2 separate regions of the Homo sapiens genome follow, and region 2 is linked to region 1. The links are chromatin contacts, found by Hi-C or POLR2A ChIA-PET in ENCODE. All regions are on one chromosome and are shown on one strand. The core of a region is the stretch at or near the end of the contact, and the rest is flanking DNA. Distances in the headings are between cores, read along the strand shown. Region 1 overlaps LINC01841 (long intergenic non-protein coding RNA 1841). Region 2 holds the start of TECR (trans-2,3-enoyl-CoA reductase).

The links. Hi-C counts contacts between places; a loop is a spot of excess contacts on that map. ChIA-PET counts read pairs that join two places held with the same protein, here RNA polymerase II (POLR2A). Pooled maps may share reads with other maps.
Region 2: a loop to region 1 is called in a pooled map, with 2.5 times the contacts of the local background. The contact joins the promoter of TECR here to the enhancer-like site in region 1. A Hi-C loop is called at or near these places in 1 of 50 pooled maps. POLR2A ChIA-PET finds 5 or more read pairs at or near these places in 2 of 52 experiments (HEK293 and activated CD4-positive, alpha-beta T cell).

Annotation. Positions count from the first base shown.
Region 1 is chr19:14,335,130-14,341,751 of GRCh38, reverse strand. All of the region lies in intron 1 of LINC01841 (long intergenic non-protein coding RNA 1841), which reads left to right. All of the region lies in intron 1 of LINC01842 (long intergenic non-protein coding RNA 1842), which reads right to left. Among named protein-coding and RNA genes, the nearest start is that of LINC01842, 4.7 kb to the right of the region's middle. RefSeq lists enhancers at 2,271-2,771, 2,772-3,272 and a silencer at 3,969-4,169. Within about 2 kb of position 4,076, at least 2 of the 41 ENCODE cell types and tissues checked have a DNase peak (open chromatin) inside an H3K27ac peak, as active enhancers do.
Region 2 is chr19:14,527,935-14,534,533 of GRCh38, reverse strand. It overlaps TECR (trans-2,3-enoyl-CoA reductase), which reads right to left and starts at 4,940. Exons shown (of 13, transcript NM_138501.6): 1 at 4,823-4,940. The coding sequence starts at 4,837. MIR639 (microRNA 639) reads right to left here and starts at 4,991; the gene lies at 4,894-4,991. It also overlaps a transcript of DNAJB1 not described here. RefSeq lists enhancers at 4,189-4,248, 4,612-5,196 and a silencer at 4,849-5,138.

The DNA.
Region 1 (6,622 bases), core at 2,827-5,326:
GTGCAATCATAGCTCACTGCAGCCTCAATATCCAGGGCTCAGGGGATCCTCCCACCTCAGTCTCCCAAGTAGCTAAGACTACAGGTGAGCACCACCATGCTTGGCTAATTTTGTATATTGTTTTGCAGAGACGGGGTTTTGCTATGTTGCCCAGGCTGGTCTTGAACCCCTGGGCTCAAGCGATCCTCCCACTTTGGCCTCCCAAAGTGCTGGGATTACATGCGTGAACTACTGTACCTGGCTGCACTTCACTTTTTTTTTTAATTTTTGGGACGGAGTCTCACACTGTCGCCCAGGCTGGAGTGCAGTGGTGCGATCCTGGCTCACTGCAACCTCTGCCTCCCGGGTTCAAGCGATTCTCCTGTCTCAGCCTCCTGAGTAGCTGGGACTACAAGCGCATACCACCAAGCCCGGCTAATTTTTGTATTTTTAGTAGAGACAGGGTTTTGCCATGTTGGCCAGGCTGGCTTCAAACTCCTGACCTCAAGTGATCCACCTGCCTCAGCCTCCCAAAGTGCTGGGATTACAGACATGAGCCATTGCACTCGGCCTGCACTTCATGTTTTAATGCACTCTGCCAAGTTGCTCCCCAAAAGTGCTGTGCACGTTGCACTCCCTTCCAAATGGAACCTTTCTAAGAATGTATTTCAAATATAGGTCATAGCTGCCCAGTGATGCTGCATTCTGGTCATAATAGTGGTTTTGTCCAGAGTGAGAGAGGTGCGGAGGCTTTCTTTATTTTGTTTTATTTTATTTTTTAAAAGATGGGGTCTCTCTCTGTCACTCAGGTTGGAGTGCAGTGGTGCGATCATAGCTCACTGCAGCCTCAAACTCCTGGGCTCAAGTGATCCTCCCATCTCAGCCTCCCAAATAGCTGGGCCTATAGGCATGCACTACCATGCTCAGCTAATTCTTTTGTTGTTGTTGTTGAGACGAAGCCTCGCTCTGTCGCCCAGGCTGGAGTGCAGTGGCACAATCTCGGCTCGCTGCAAGCTCCGCCTCCCAGGTTTGTGCCATTCTCCTGCCTCGGCCTCCCGAGTAGCTGAGACTACAGGCGCCCGCCACCACACCCTGCTAATTTTGTTTTGTATTTTTAATAGAGACGGGGTTTTACCATGTTAGCCAGGATGGTCTCAATCTCCTGTGATCCACCCACCTCGGCCTCCCAAAGTGCTGGGATTACAGGCGTGAGCCACCACACCCGGCCAATTCTTTTTTTTAGAGATGGGATCTCACTATGATGCCCAGGCTGGTCTTTTTTTTTTTTTCTTTTTTTTTGACATGGAGTCTCGCTTTGTTGCCCAGACTGGAGTGCAGTGACATGATCTCGGCTCACTGCAGCCTCTGCTTCCTGGGTTCAATTGATTCTCCTGCCTCAGCTTCCCAACTAGTTGGGACTACAGGCATGAGCCACCATGCCCAGCTAATTTTTGTATTTTTAGTAGAGATGAGGTTTCACCATGTTGGCCAGGCTGGTCTTGAACTCCTGGCCTCAAATGATCCTCCTGCCTCTGCCTCACAAAGCACTGGATTACGGGCATGAGCCACCGTGCCTGGCTTTGCAGAGGCTTTCTTAACCTGTTCCTTGGGTATTGAGTCCCTCTCTGGTTTGCCTGAACTCCAAAGGGGCTGGGAGATCTAGGATATGGTTGATCTGAGAGATGATCTCAGTAAGCATGGGTAGGGGAGAAGGAGAGTGAGGAAGGGAAGGGCAGGTAGCCAATGAAGGGTGTTTATGAGCCAGTTTCCACTGTGGGCAACTCAATTATGCTGGAGAATGCTGAAATCAAATAGAGCACACTCTTCAGAGGGTGCCCACCTAGGGGCGAGGGAGCTGGGATATTTATCCACCAACTCCCATCAGCCATTGCTCAAGGTCTGCTCCAGGAGAGTGTTTGTTCTCCATACTTTCCACCCACTCAGCAGCCAGAGCCACTTCTCGGGAGCTGGTTCTTAGAAGCTGTGGGGTCAGCGTGCCCAGGAGTGCGTGGGGGACATGAGTGGGTGTTGACATTCTGGGGAGGGGGAGACAGAGGATAAAAAGAACAAATAAAGCATAGAGCATGTTCAAAAGGGGCCGGGCGCAGTGGCTCACACCTGTAATCCCAGCAATTTGGGAGGCCAAGACAGGCGGATCACTTGGGATCAGGAGTTTGAGACCAGCCTGGCCAACCTGGTGAAACTCCCTCTCTACTAAAAAAAAATACAAAAATTAGCCAGGTGGTGGTGTGCACCTGTAATCCCAGCTACTCAGGAGGCTGAGGTGGGAGAATCGATTGAATCCGGGAGGCGGAGGTTGCAGTGAGCCGAGATCACGCACCTGCACCCCAGCCTGGGCGACAGAGTAAGACCCTGTCTCAACAAAACAAAACAAAACAAAACAAAACAAAAACAAAAAGGGGTAAGTGTTGGGGACAAAAAGAAAATTAGACCAGCCCAAGATAAGGCGAAGAGGCTGTGGGGGAAGGTTCCTAGCATCCAACTTGGCACCCAGTAGGCGACAATAAATGTTCTGTTGCTTCTCTCTGGTCCATGGGGTGAAGGAGAGAGAGAGAGAGAATGCCCTGGTGTAGTGGGAGCCTGGGCAGGGGAGGAGGAAAGTGGGGAGGGAGCCAGTGTTAATGATGCTGAAAAGTAATCGGCCCTTCTCTCTGGGAGGCGGTGAAACTCTAATTAGAATGAAAATGTAGTTTAATGAGGATGAAAACGGTAATTGTGCCAGGCAGCGCAGTTCAGAAGTGTCGCTTTCCCTTGGGGCACCTTGCTGGCCTCTGAGGCTCTGGGCATGGGTGAGAAGGACTCAGGGCTGGGAAGGCAGGGGATTGTCAGTGCCTCAGTTTCCCCCCAAAGTGTCCTCCCGCTGGCATGGGGTAAAGAGCCTGTGTAGAGCCCCACGTGCCCCTGGGGCTGGTTCCAGGTGCCCAGAGCAACGTTTTTCCATCCCACACTTTATTCCTATTAATAATACAACCATCCGTGGAACCATATCAGTGATGCCATTTATTGAGTGCCTACTATGTGCCAGGTACCATTCTAACCCCTTCACAGATGCTAACTCAGGTAATCCTTAAAATTATCCTCATTTTACAGATGGGAACACTGAGGCACAGATAAACCATTGACCCTGGTAGGGATATTTTAAAGAGCGGGTGAGGGCCGGGCGTGGTGGCTCACACCTGTAATCCCAGCACTTTGGGAGGCTGAGGCGGGCGGACCACTTGAGGTCAGGAGTTCAAGACTAGCCTGAAAAACATGGCAAAACCCCATCTCTACTAAAAATACAAAAATTAGCCGGAGGTAGTGGTGCGTGTTTGTAGTCCCAGCTACTTGGGAGGCTGAGGCAGGAGAATAGCTTGAACTCAGGAGGCGGAGGTTGCAGTGAGCCGAGATGGTGCCACTGTACTCCAGCCTGGATGACAGAGAAGGACTCCGTCTCAAAAAAAAAAAAAAAAAAAAGAGTGGGTGAGGAGAAAGGTGGAATACAGTAGCCAGGTGCCTCCTTCTTTCTTTTTTTTATTTTCTTTTTCTTTTTTCTTTTCTTTTCTTTTCTTTTTTTTTTTTTTTTTTTGAGACAGTCTTGCTTTGTTGCCCAGGCTGGAGTGAAGTGGTGTGATCTCGGCTCACTGCAACCTTCGCCTGCTGAGTTCAAGCGATTCTCGTGCCTCAGCCTCTTGAGTAGCTGGGATTACAGGCATACACGACCACACCGGCTGATTTTTGTATTTTTAGTAGAGATGGGGTTTTGCCATGTTGATCAGGCTGGTCTTGAACTCCTGGCCTCAAGTTCAAGATTTGCCTGCCTCGGCCTCCCAAAGTGCTGGGATTACAGGAGTGAGTCATTGCGCCCAGCTATCCTTTCTTTAACCAGGTGGGTGCTAGGGGCATGAAGGAATTGCCAGCCATCGAGGCCAGGGGATCTTCTCCCTCCTCCTCCCCCTGGCCCAGGATCCTCACTATTTCGGTTCTTCACTTCTTTTTAATGCTCTAATCACGCCTCTCTCTTTAATGCTCTAATCACACCTCTCCACTCGAAGGTGGGCGTGGCTAGACGATTGGTGGGCGTAGCTAGATGAGAGGGCGTGGTTTATGTACAGTGGGCATGGTTTGATACACAGTGGGCGTGGCTAGAAGCGCATTCTGCGTGGCAGAATTTACCAACCCATCTTAACTTGGAGGAATCAGAAACTGGAGCCATAGCAGTAAACTACAGAACCCAGACACAAAGCCGTGGCTTCTGGCCCCAGGGCCTGAGCTTTCTTGCCATGGAAAGCTGAAGGGTTCTTCAAGTGTTCTGGGTAAGACTGAGGTTCATAAGATCTCAAAGTCTCTGCTTTTGTTTCTGGAGGAACCGCCAATAAAATGCAACCTGCAATGAGGCCTAGACAGAAGAGAAATGTTCATTGAGGCCAGTTGGGCAATAAAAGGAGATCTAGCTGGAGTCCCAGATCAGAGGAGATAGCCAGCCTGGGCAACATAGTGAGACCCCATCCCTACAAAAATAATTTTTAAAAATTTATCTGGGCATGGTGGCACACACCTGTGGTCCCAGCTACTCAGGAGGCTGAGGCAGGAGGATGGCTTGAGCCCAGGAGGTTGATGCTGCAGTGATTGCGGTGAGCTATTATGGTGCCACTGCATTCCAGCCTGGGCAACGGAGTGAGGCTCTATCTCAAGAAAAAAAAGGAAAAGAAAAGATCAAGGGAGATTAGATTGTTTGCCACGTATATGGCAGACAAATCATTAAGAGCCTTAATATACAAAAAGCACATATGAATCAATAAGAAAAAAAAGACAAACATCCCAAATGTGAAATTGGCACAGGGCTTGAATAGGGGGTTCACAAAGGAGTGAGAGCTTAACAAACCTCTGTAAAGATGCTCAATCTGACCGTTCAGCTGAAGAATCACTTTTCCTTGTCAAGCTTATGAGTGTGTGTGAAGTTTTGGGAATGCACACTTGAGCACGGTCATGGGAGTTTAAATTGACACAACTTTTTTTTTTTTAATTTTTTGAGACAGGGTCTCACTATGTCACCCATGCTGGAGTGCAGTGGCACAATCACGGCTCACTGCAGCCTCAACCTCCTAGGCTTAAGGAATCCTCCCACCTCAGCCTGCCAAATAGCTGACTACAGGTACAGGTCACCACACCCAGCTAATTTTTTAAAAACTTTTTGTAACATGGGGTCTCACGACTTGCCCAGGCTGGTCTCAAACTCCTGATCTCAAGTGATCCTCCCTCCTCGGCCACCCAAAGTGCTAGGATTACAGATGTCAGCCACCGCACCCGGCCACGATACAACTTTCTTGGGATGGTGTTCTAGATATTAGTATTAAACCTTTAAGCATGTGGATTCTCTGACCCAGCAAATCCACCTCTAGGAATTTATGTCAGGGATATAATCAGTCAAATAGGTGGAGAACTATAAAGAATAGGCTGGGCACGGTGGCTCACGCCTGTAATCCCAGCACTTTGGGAGGCTGAGGCGGGCAGATCACCTGAGGTCAGGAGTTCGAGACCAGGTTGGCCAACATGGTGAAACGCCGTCTCTACTAAAAATACAAAAATCAGCCGGGCGTGGTGGCAGGCGCCTGTAATCCCAGCTACTCGGGAGGCTGAGGCAGGAGAATTGCTTGAACCTGGGAGGCAGAGGTTGCAGTGAGCCGATATTGTACCATTGCACTCCAGCCTGGGGGACAAGAGCAAGACTTCGTCTCAAAAAAAGAAAAGAAAAGAAAAGAATAACTAACACAGGGTGGTTAAGAGCTCTGGAATCAGACAGCCAGGGTTCGAATTCTGGCTTCACCACCTTCAAGCTGTGTGACCTAAGTCATATGGTTTATTGTTACGGTTCCCAGATTTTCTCATCAGTAAAATGGGCCTCTCATGAGGACTCCATGAGGCAAAGTGTGTGAAATGCTTAGCCTTCTGCCAGGCACATAGAGGATGCTTGCTGTTACCATCATTAAGAAAAGCTTTAAAAGAGGCTGGAAACAATGGAGGTACCTGGGCTCTGGGGATTGGCTACATGCATAGTAGAAAATGAAAGTGGGCTGGGCATGGTGGCTCATGCCTGTAATCCCAGCACTTTGGGAGGCCCAGGTGGGAGGATCGCCTGAGCCCAGGAGTTCAAGACTAGCCTGGGCAACATAGCCAGATCCCAACTCTACAAAAACTAAAAAATTAGCCAGGCATGGTGGCACATGTCTGTACTTCCAGCTACTTGGGAGGCTGAGGGGGGAGGATTGCTTGAGCCCAAGGAGGTGGAGGCTGCAGTGAGCGCATATCGCACCACTGCACTCCAACCTGGGTGACAGAATGAGAACCTGTCTCAACAAAGAAAAGGAAATTAAAAGCTGGGTGTGGTGGCTGACACCTGTAATCTCAGCACTTTGGGAGGCTGAGGTGGGCGGATCACTTGAGGTCACGAGTTCGAGACCAGCCTGGCCAACTTGGTGAAACCCTGTCTCTACTAATAATACAAAAATTAGCTGGATGTGTTGGTGGGTGCCTGTAATCCCAGCTACTTGGGAGGTGAGGCAGGAGAATCGCTTGAACCCAGGAGGTGAAAGTTGCAGTGAGCCGAGATCTCGCCACTGCACTCCAGCCTGGGTGATAAGGT
Region 2 (6,599 bases), core at 3,691-6,190, 190 kb before region 1:
AACCGGGGAGGTGGAGGTTGCAGTGAGGTGAGATCACATCACTGCACTCCAGCCTGGGTGACAGAGCGAGACTCTGTCACAAAAAAAAAAAAAAAAAAAAAAAAAAAAAAGGCCAGGCATGGTGGCTCACTCCTGTAATCCCAGCACCCTGGGAGGCCGAGGCGGGCGGATCATAAGGTCAGGAGATCGAGACCATCCTGGCTAACACGGTGAAACCTCATCTCTACTAAAAATACAAAAAATTAGCCAGGCATGGTGGCAGGCACCTGTAGTTCCAGCTACTCGGGAGGCTGAGGCAGGAGAATGGCGTGAACCCGGGAGGCGGAGCTTACAGTGAGCCAAGATGGAGCCACTGCACTCCAGCCTGGGCGAGAGTGCGAGACTCTGTGTAAAAAAAAAAAAAGAAAGAAAACACCCTAAATGTGGGTTATGGGGGACCCCAAGAGGCTCGCTTCTGGGTATTCAGCTGCGGGAAATGGGCAGTGACCTGGACTGCTGGAGGCTGAAGACAGACTGATTTTCTCAGGAATTAACAGGCTCAATTACAAGATGTAGTAGCTGTTTTTCCAGTTGCTGCTGGGCTCATTGCTTTGAGTCTCATCTGCAGTGGCAAAAACAGCAATAAAATAAAAAAATACATTAAAAAAATACTGTATCCTAGGATAAGCAGTTCGCTTACCGACCTAGCTCTGACCCCAAGACAATGCTAAGGCCTGCTCTGGTATTCTAAGAAGACGGCTTCAGCCAAGGCCTGGAGGTGACCCGTTCTAGAGAGAGGCTTCACCTCAATTAGGCCACAGAGTGGAAAACTTTTCCTCTCAGATCAGATGAGATTTGGCAGTGATATGAGGCTACTATGGAAACAGCCACCGATCTCCACTACTGCTGGGATCCCAACTGCCATGATAACAGTCCTCAACCAGACATTAATTTGTTGCGTGACAGTCAGCACGTCCTGCACCCCTCTGGGCATTACCTCTATCAGTTGTAAACTGCACTTCATAATCTCCAAGGTCTCTCCAGGGGCCAACCTTTCAGTGGACAACAGACTGCTTGAGGGTGGGAAGATGGATTTAGTCCCAAGCAGAAATAGATTTTTTTCTTTTTTTTTTTGAGACAGAGTCTCGTTCTTGTCACCCAGGCTGGAGTGCAGTGGTGCGATCTCAGCTCACTGCAACCTCCACCTCCCAGGTTGAAGTGATTCTCCTGCCTCAGCCTCCCAAGTACCTGGGATTTCAGGCGTGCGCCACCACACCCAGCTAATTTTTTATTTTTTGTAGAGACGGAGTTTCATCATGTTGGCCAGGCTGGTCTCAAACTCCTGACCTCACATGATTTGCCCACCTTGGTGTCCCAAAGTGCTGGGATTACAGGCATGAGCCACTGTGCCCAGCTGAAATATATCCTTTATTTATTTTTTTTAAAACAGAGTCTCGCTCTGTCACCCAGGCTGGAGTACAGTGGCGTGATCTCAGCTCATGGCAACTCCGCCTCCCAGCTTCAAGTGATTCTCATTCCTCAGCCTCGAAGCCAGTAGCTGGGACTACAAGCACGTGCCACCATACCCAGCTAATTTTTTTGTTTTTAGTAGAGACGAGGTTTCACCATGTTGACCAGGCTGGTCTCGAACTCCTGACTTCAAGTGATTCACCCGTCTCAGCCTCCCAAAGTGCTGGGATTACAGGCATGAGCCACCTCGCCCGGCCAGAAATATATTCTTTGATGTAGACAAACCTTTTCTCAAATTGCTTGTTAAGTGTGAGTGAAAGCATCCTTTCTATTTTTACTGACCTACAATACACACATGCAGTTAAACTAATCTGCTTGCTATGCAATCCGCTGGGCCGGGAAACAACTGCTTCTCCCACCCAGAAGCCCTGTAGCTATCGCCTCTATGGGTACTTGGCAAAGGTTGGCAGAGAATAACAAACAACACAGCAAAATAACAATTTATTTTTTCCTTCAAGGTCACTTTGAACAGTGAGTTTGAAGCTTCCCTTTTTTTTTTTTTTTTTTTTTTTGAGACAGACTCTCGCTCTGTCATCCAGGCTGGAGTACAGTGGCATGATCTCAGCTCACTGCAACCTCTGCCTCCAAGTAGCTGAGATTACAGGCGTGTGCCACAACACTCGGCTCACTTTTGTATTTTTAGTAGAGACAAGGTTTCTCCATGTTAGCCAGGCTGGTCTTGAACTCCTCACCTCAAGCGATCCGGCCACCTCAGCCTACCAAAGTGCTGGGATTACAGGCGTGAGCCACCATGCCTGGCCAAAGCTCCCCCTTCTTTCTGGGAGAGAAAAGGATTAAGTACGGTGGAGCATATTCTCCAGTCCAAGTCTTGGGCCTCAGGCTGTGCCCAGCTTCCTGGAACAAAAGCACGCACCCCCAGGGTGCTCAGAGGCCTACTTTATCTGACTGTTAACTAGCAAAACTAAACCAACTACATTTGCAAAATGCCATATGGATGTTCCAAACTGCATGTTTCAAGCTGGACATGGTAGCTTTTTTTTTTTTTTTTTTTTTTCTTCAAACAGGGTCTCTGTTGCCCAGGCTGGAGTGCAGTGGCCTGATTTTTGGGCTCACTGCAGCCTCAACCTCCTGGGCTCAAGCCATCCTCCTGCTTCAGCCTCCCGAGTAGCTGAGACTACAGTAGTGGGACTACAGGTTTAGATATAGAGTTTGAGAGGGGAATCCACATCAGAACTTCATTCTAGAATGAAAACTTAAATGACAGAGATTATTGAATACAAACCTCCTCATTCTTGATACCATGTCAAAAATTACAGGATTTGTGGGTTAAAGGCTTCTAAGGGGCTAGGCACCGTGGCTCATGCCTGTAATCCCAGCACTCTGGGAGGCCAAGGTGGGTGGATCACCTGAGGTCGGGAGTTCGAGACCAGCCTGACCAACATGGAGAAACCCTGTCTCTACTAAAAATACAAAATTAGCCGGGCATGGTGGCTCATGACTGTAATTCCGGCTACTCAGGAGGCTGGGGCAGGAGAATCACTTGAACCCGGGAGGTGGAGGTTGCGGTGAGCCAAGATCACGCCATTGCACTCCAGCGTACTCAACAAGAGCGAAACTCCGTCTCAAAAAAAGGCTTCAAAGGATTGTGGGTAAATTTCCAAAAATAGTAGCAATAAAGGGGGCAGGAGGCAGAGGTAGTAATATTCAACTTGTCAATAAAAACAAACAGCCGGGCGCACTAGCTCACACCTGTAATCCCAGTACTTTGGGAGGCCGAGGAGGGCAAATCACTTGAGGTCAAGAGTTTGAGGCCAGCCTGGTCAACATGGTGAAACCCCCATCTCTACTAAAAATACAAAAAATTAGCCGGGCATGGTGGCGGTCACCTGTAATCCCAGCTATTCAGGAGGCTGAGGCAGGAGAATCGCTTAAACCCAGGAGGCGGAGTTTGCAGTAGGCCGAGATCGCGCCATTGCACTCCAGCCCGGGCAATAAGACCGAAACTCTGTCTCCAAAAGAAAAAAAAAATCCTTCTACGTATCCAAGGTACCTAGAGTAGTCAATTCATTAAGACGGAATGGTGGCTGAGTAGAATGGTGGCTGCCAGAGGTGGAGGTGGAGAGGAATGGGGAGTTAGTATTTAACGTCTACAGCTTCTGTTTTCCAAGATGCAAAGAGTTCTGGAGATGGGTGGTGGTGATGGTTGCACAACAATGTGAATGTTCTTAATGCCACTGAACTGCACACTTAAAAATAGTCAAGATGGTAAATTTTATGTGTATTTTGCCAGAATTTTTTAAATTGGAGGGGAAGTGAGAAACAAGAAATCGCTCGACCTGCTATTTTTCATTTGAGGACCAGCATGGCATAGTGGCTAGGAACTAAGACCTTGGCGTCCTGAGTTCCCCTATCTGTTTTGCATTTACTAACTAGGGGCCTTTGAACAAGTCACTTTATATCTCTGAGACTTTATTCATCCTTACAAACAGGAATAATAATAGTTCTTATACAAGGTAACAGAATCTCACCAGCACAAGAGTAAGCACTTGCTAAATTGTTATTTTGAATTTTAATAACAAATTTTATTATTTGATGATAGTTACTTAAAAGTCAGCAATAATTCAGGGATAATTGGTTGAATTATTAATATTATATTATCACCTAGGGCGATAAGCACATCAGAAGACTTCGTTTTAAGGGAAAAAGAGACCCAAGTTAGGAGTCAGAAGACTTGGGCTTCAAGAGTGGCTGTGGGTGGGTATAAGATTTCTCCTTGGTGACACCCAAGGGTTGACGTAGATGACCTCTTTGATAACCAGAAAGCAAGATCAGCTTCGCTGCTCTGCGAAAGCCAGCCGTGGAGCTGCACCTCCCTCACCGCCTAAGTCTCCCGGGAACGTCCCGGGCGAGGGAAGGGGTCCAAAGGTCGTACACAAGAATACTGATAGCAAAGCCCCTTCCTACGCTGGTGACGGCGGCGTGGCGCAAGATTTGTGCAAGACTCCCTCGGATTGGGAGCAAGGGTCCCGCACCTTCGTGGCTCCCATGACAAAGTCTGCAACTCAGCCCGCTGGGGGAGCTGCAAGGAACCTGCAAGCGTCCCAGCCCCTGCAGAGACCCCCAAGAAAAAGTACCCCCAAAACAGCCTGGGTTGCAGATTTATAAATACTTCCTGCGCACATGCGCATTGGAATTTACGAGTGGCCCGGGGCGCAACGCTTGCCCACTGCGCCTGCGCCGTCTGGCTCTTCCTTCGGGGCACAGGACCAGAAAGTGGGGTCCCGTGGTCCCGCAAAGAAGGAAAAAGAATGGGTCAGCAGTGGCCACACGGCCCCTGTTTCTCGCTTCTTACCTCGTAATGCTTCATGGCTCCCTCCCACGGCGGCTACTGCTCCGCGGCTGCTGCTGCCTAACTGCGCGGCACAGCACAGGCTCCCTACAGCGCTCGCAACCGCAGCGATAGACTAAACGCGGCTCTGCGTCCGCCCCGCCCCTCCAGGCCGCGCGCGCCCCGTCGGCCAATCAGGGCACGAGGCGCCCACGTTCGCCCCTGCTCCTTGGGGCCGGTCCGAACCAAGACTAGGACTAGCACCAGGGGATTGACCAATCAACTTGCGAGACCAATCGAAGGGGGCGGAACGCCTGTAGGAGGGGCTAAAGAGAAGGGGCTTGACCATCCACCAATCCAAAGGAGGTCTCTGCCCCGCGCGTCCCTTTGCCACGCCCCCTGATGGCGTCGCTGTGGAAACCAAGGTAAGCGACGGTTAGGCCAGACGCGGGGGCGGGGTAAGAAGTTGAGTGACAGGCAAGGCAGCATCCACATGACAGGCGGCGCCGAAGGGGTAAATTCTGAGGTGGGCGGCCCCCGGGGTACACCGGGAACAGCAGGAGAGGGCTAGGGGCTGGGGTCGCGGGCTGCGGAGTCTGGTTGGCGAGGAGGTCACTATGGGAGGAGACTCTTGAGTGGGAGGGAAGGAAAGGCGAAACGGAGTCGCGAAAAGCTCCCCATTTGGGAACCCCCAACCTGCAAGAACCTTGAGCCCCAGCCCCATTCTGGGGTGGCTTCACTGCCGTTTTTAATGAAAGCCCCGCCCCACTTTGTTTTTCTGTTTTGTTTTGTTTTTGAAACAATCTCGTTCTGTCCCCCAGCTGGAGTGCAGTGGCGCAATGACGGCTCACGCAACCTCCGCCTCCCGGGTTCAAGCGATTCTCATGCCTCAGCCTCCCAAGTAGATGAGATTACAGGCACCCGCCACCACGCCCGACTAATTTTTGTATTTTTTTTAGTAGAGACGGGGTTTCCCCATGGTTGGCCAGGCTGGTCTTGAACTCCTGACCTCAGGTGATCCTCCCGCCTCAGCCTCCCAAAGTGCTAGGATTACAGGCCTGAGCCACCCCGCCCGGCCCCCCTCCACACTTTGCTCCGCCCTATGGACAGGGGAACTACATTGGTCTCTGCCTGACGTCCAGAATCGTGTCTAGTGGCTCCAATGGGGCCACTGAGCCCTTGAAATGGGGCTGGTCCAGGCCGGGAACGATGGCTCACACCTGTAATCCTAGCACCTTGGGAGGCCGAGGGGGGCAGATCACGAGGTGAGGAGTTCGAGACCAGCCTGGCAGATATGGTGAAACCTCATCGCTACTAAAAATACAAAAATTAGCCGGGCGTGGTGGTACACACCTGTAGTCCCAGCTAATCAGGAGGCTGAGGCAGAAGAATTGCTTGAACCCGGGAGGCGGAGGTTGCAGTGAGCCAAGATCTCGCCACTACACTCCAGCCTGAGCAACAGACCGTCTCAAAAAAAAAAAAAGAAAAAAGAAAAAGAAATGGGACTGGTCCAAATTGAGATGTGCTGTAAATGAAAAACACATAAATTTCTGGCCAGGCACGGTGGCTCACACCTGTAATCCCAGCACTTCGGGAGGCCAAGACAGGCAGATCACATGAGGTCAGGAATTCAAGACCAGCCTGGACAACGTGGTGAAACCCTGTCTCTACTAAAAATACAAAAATTAGCCAGGTGTAATGGTGGGCACCTGTAATCCCAGCTACTAGGGAGGCTGAGAATCGCTTGAACCCGGGAGGTGGAGGTTGCAGTGAGCCAAGATCGCACCACTGCACTCCAGCC